Linked DNA regions of Mus musculus: region 1 is linked to region 2. A link is a loop called in an ENCODE intact Hi-C map of the cell type or tissue named here. Cell type or tissue: heart. All regions are shown on one strand.

Region 1 (2,500 bases), 220 kb before region 2:
ACTCTTCCGCTAAGATACCTCCACCGCCTATAAAGGTATCCTCAAATTAAATGTAGACTTTTAAGCACAAAAGTGGCCTGTTGATCTCAGTAACACCAGACTACTAGTGCTGGGGTGGGGTGGGGGGTGTAAATACAGTAAAATTAAGTCTAAATGACTTATTCGGAGCGGAGGAAGTAGCCGAGTCCCCGAAAATGCGACAAAGCTCACACAGCTGAATAGGCGACAAGTCCAGGACACAGGTCCAAATCTGCCCATTTCAGCTGGAAGGCCCTGCTACTTCTCTTTGGGAAGAAGGACGGGAATTCTGAAGAAGCCAGGCCGCCAGTCTGGAGCAAAGACGATCACTCCCGTTCTACCAAACGCTCGCTGCGGGACTCAGGCCACCCCGGCAAGACCTCTCGGAATCAGCGCCAGGGAGATGCAGCATCAGGCACGGTCCCCGGGGGGGGGGGGGGGGGGGGTGTCTCCCGGGGGCACCGGCCCCGGGCTCGGCCCCCAGGCCTAGAGAATCCCCGAGGCACCGGGACGACCGTGAGGCTCTCCGTCTCGCGACCACCCGGTGCCCGGCCTCCGCTCCCTCTGCTGTGAACGAGCCTGTCCACTCCCACCACCATACCTCGCATTCAGTTCCGCGAGCACTGCGCGGAGGTCAACCGTGCTGAACCGGCTCTTCATGGCTAGGCTGCGTGTCGCTACCGCAGTCCTTTCAGGGACTGAGCCGACGCAGGACCACTATGCTTCTGCGCATGAGCGCTTGGCTTGTGTCTACGGCAACCCAAATGACCCAATATTACTTATAGTGAAAGTGCGCTATTTAACCGAAGTTTGTTGTCAAATCATGATCAATTATTTTTTTCACTGTGTAAAAAAAACTCGACATAGAACTAACTACCTTCTCGAAACTGCGTCCTTTCCTTGAACAATGACCGGGTTAATCCCGTCCCCTTGTTTGGGGATTAAAATGGGTCTCCATTAGGATCCTGTAGGTCATTAACCATTAATCAGTTGCCCCAGGAAGGCGCTATCGCTCAGGATGGAAGAGCAAGGGGTCTTTCTAAACGCGAATTTGAGACTAGACAAAAACCAACGGTTGGTTTTCCCTGACTCTGACAAGCCGTAGAGATGGGTTCCTATTTTGCTGGGTACTACTCTCCGAAATAGGATTCTGCGGCATACTGTAGAATTCTCATTCAAGTTGAATGGGGTGGGGTTCTATATAGCCCGAGTTTCATAAATTCTTGGCACCTCAAATACTCAAAAATTCACTAAGTAAAGATGTCAGATAAAAATAAAGTAAGAGTTCCCATGGGAGAAGGAGAAAAAGTTCTCCTCCCACACCCCAGCGTTCTCTAAACTGCTTCAAGTTCTGCATGCTACCAATTCATACATAAATTATTCAGGGTTCAAATATACGATAGTTAATTCGTCTAAATTTTTCTTTTTAAAAGTTCTAATGTTAGTAATAAACAAATCTAAAACTAAGAACAAAAATCTACTAGTTTTGGACAGTGGAAGGTGTGTGTGTGTGGGGGGGTGGTTGTCATGGTCATTTTTGATACAGGGTCTTTCTATGTAGCCCAGGACACCTTAGAACTCTGAATTTTCTTGTCTCTGCCTTTTTGAGTGCTGAAATTACCAACACATTTAGAAACTGGAGGAATTTTAAAATCAGTGAAACATGTATTTAAAAGTTTAAAGTCATTAGCATTCACATCGCTATAAGTTCTTAGAATGGGTGACCAAAAAAGCAAAAGAAAGCAGGGAAAGTGTCAAATTTGTATATCTAAAAACATAAGGATTTTTGTAATTACTCTGCTTTTGAGACAGGGCATGCTATATAGTCAAGGTTAGTCTAAACTCACCCTATAAGCCAGGCTGTCCTCAGTCTCCCTCTGATTCCAGCCTCATTGGTATTGGAATTGCAGGTACATACTATCATGCCCAGATAGATCATAAACCTTTAATGTTGGCAAATGTGTTAATCTAGTTTCTATTGTTGTAACAAAATACCAACAGTTAAACAATGTACAAAGTTCACAGTTTTAGCAGCTGGAACTCTGAAACTGAGTAGCCACATCTATTTCAATCTAACAAGGGCAGCCCCCCTGCTACATTCCAGCATCTTGAGGGAAGCACATGGAAAGAGAGGGGGCAGTTCCGAGGTGAGACGGAAGCAGCAGGGGTGCACGCGCCAGGCTTCTTCTTATGATAGCTTCTTCATGAGTGAAACTGGTTTCTCTCAAGAACAATAGCATTTCTGATTTTTAAAGGCTTTCACCGCTACACCTGGCACCAAGCTTCCAGCACTCGAAAGGGATCTAAAACACAGCATTTTGTAGTAAGCATCAGTTTTTTATTCTATCCTAAATACAAGTAGAAGGCTAAATGTACAGCCAAAACATATACAGAGTCTTGGACATGGGGAAATTGATAGAAAATTGTAGGATATTTAAAATCAAAGTACAACCATGTTTCAGAAGAGAGCAACAGATCTGAA
Region 2 (2,500 bases):
TGGCACACACGCATACGTGCATACTCACATACACACACAAGCACACTTGAGGGACATAGCTCAGTGGTAGGCACTTACTTGCTCAGTGCACAAAAGGCTGGACGTTCAAAGCCCAGTACTGAAAAACAAAACAAAATGTTCACACGTCACATGCTATGTTTGTAAGTGAACAGTAATGGCTTCCCGTCACCTTTCTAAAATGGCTGACTCATTTAACTAACAGCACTGTGAACCAGTGTTCTCAACTTTTTCCTGCCTCAGCTGCCATTCCTCCATGATAGGGGAGGGACGTTGGCATGAATTCTATACGCTCAAAGGGATACCTGGATTACACAACGCAGCAGATAAAAGCAACTGGCATTGTGCAGGTTTCCCAGGTCCCCACCCGTATTTCCACTTTTGCTGTAGTGATGTTTACTGTTTGCCAGGTACTCCGGTGCACTGCGTAGAGCAAACAACTTAAACTCCCATGGGAACCTCTGCGGCCCATGATAAAACCATCCTCTATTTACATGAGGACAAGGCACAGCGTTTAAGGAACAAGATCACACAGACAGTAAAAGACAGGCTGTGGAATCAACTCTGGATGGTGCAGTCCTTGGGTTTCTGTCCCGACACACTTTATTCCAAAGGCACAGGGAGAAACCATTACCATACAGAGGACTTGTCCTAGCATATTGTACATACTAGTCACAGACTTCATCTTGTAATGAGTGACAGGGCCTCAGTGGCTGGGTGGTCTGTGTTCTGTGTCACGTGGGTCTTAAGGTTTTAACAACTTCACCTGCCTTTACCTGCCTGAGCCTTTACCGTGTTCCCACTCAGAACTGGGAAAAGGGAAACTCAGCTGTCCTATTACTTTCCCGTGGGATGTGGTTCACCCTAGGAGTACGTGATTGTGGGAGGGCCACTGACAGACAGCTTCAGTCTTCTGATGTGAAATCTGATCTTCTGTGGAAGAAGGCATGCCCATTTGGAGAACTAGTTAAAGCTGATTAGAAGTTTTAAGTCCGTAGAAGCCGCATGTCAGATATAAAGCTGAAGTTCACCTTGAACTTTATTTTTAGAACTGCACTAATTAGAACAAAGTTAGACTCGTAAAGGCCTCTTCCTTGCACAGACGGGAATCTACAGCAGAAAGGCCATTTACAAATCACAACATATGCAGCTTCGTGAGCCACATAGGTTGAACAGAATGAAACAGAAAGCTACACCAAAGACAACTTCCTGGGAAAGCCGTCTCACTCAGCTTCTGCCGTGTTTTCTCCAGCAAGGACCCTCCTAATGGGTAGACTAGTTCTGAAAATCAAATTTAATTAAAAATTTTTAAAATCTGAGGGCTGGCTGCAATTCAAAACCGAGTCTTTTCACAGCCACCTTACTAGACGCTGTTTAAAGACAAAGATGTGTAATGCCACCTACAGGGCACCTTTGGAACTACAGTCCTACTTCTATGTCCCACACTGGGTTAAAAAAAAAAAAAGGCAAACCCTTGCTCATCACATTTAGCCAGAAAGCGTGAGGAGGGGGCGAAAAGAAGCACAAGAAGACGCACCGCCATTCTGTCCTGCACTTAAATAATAATGTGGAATCAAAACCAACCCGGTGTCACCAACTATAATCCACAGACTGTTAGAAATGGGAGAAGAGTTAGGCAACCAGAGGGAGAAGGTGGAAGAGGCTCAAGTCACTGGTGAGGAGGCCTGCAATTTGCCTCTGAATTGTAGAATCCCTCCCCCAGCCTTCAGTTAACAGCGATTCTGGTTCCTAGAGTTGTTCCACAGGTTTTGAGGTTCAGCCCCTCATTCTGGGCAGGACAGGCCACTCTAACCAGAGCACTTCTCTTCCCTTCTCTCGCCCTCCCTGCTGGGAGGTAGTAGACACGGGTTTCTTTATGGTGGTGATTCTCAATTTAGGAAACATTAAAGCTATTTGGAGTCCTTCAGTACCACCACCACACCTCCTGTTTACTCCGGCTAGAATGAAGCTTGACCTTAGCATAGTGCTTGGCTTCTGCTAGCTTCCAATTTTCCAAGTGACCACACAGTCTGGTTGAAGAAACAGTCCCTACAAAGCTAGGAAGTTACAGGTTCTAGGACAGCTAGGGCTACACAGAGAAACTGTCTCCAAACACCAAAACGAAACAAAAATCCCCAAACTTAAAGCCAAAACAAACACAAACCAGTTTGGGGCTGCAATCTCTTTCCAGGTGACGTCCACCTACTCCCTGGTAAGTGGTGCTAGGCCCCGCAGCCCACAGCAACAAACCCTGCTTGCTCAAGAGGACCCCAACTCATCTCTAGCATTTCCCTGACACACTGGTAATTACTTGAAGCTGGGCAGTTGGTATACTGGTTGATGCCCAGCTAGAGGCATGACCTCACTCATCTCTTGCACCTATTTGTTTTTGAGATATGGCCATGTGTTCCTATGTGTCCCAGAATGGCCTTGAACCCATGATCCTGCCTCCACCTTCCAGGTGTGTGCTGTGCAGCTCCCC

Evidence for each region. Peaks named below come from ENCODE experiments on the same cell type or tissue, not always from the same donor. Only the 100,000 strongest peaks of a DNase experiment are listed, where the experiment ranks them.
Region 1: a loop joins it to region 2, with 4 times the contacts of the local background. A loop is called at or near these places in 24 of 42 quality-filtered maps.

Annotation. Positions count from the first base shown.
Region 1 is chr12:69,356,432-69,358,931 of GRCm38, forward strand. Nemf (nuclear export mediator factor) reads right to left here and starts at 745. Exons shown (of 33, transcript NM_025441.3): 1 at 620-745. The coding sequence starts at 678. In heart, a CTCF peak has its summit at 940; a DNase peak (open chromatin) is centred at 650; H3K4me3 peaks cover 1,377 bases; H3K27ac peaks cover 1,426 bases.
Region 2 is chr12:69,573,288-69,575,787 of GRCm38, forward strand. No RefSeq gene overlaps it. Among named protein-coding and RNA genes, the nearest start is that of Vcpkmt, 8.5 kb to the right of the region's middle. In heart, a CTCF peak has its summit at 1,424 (motif pointing left); a DNase peak (open chromatin) is centred at 1,424; H3K4me3 peaks cover 401 bases; H3K27ac peaks cover 564 bases.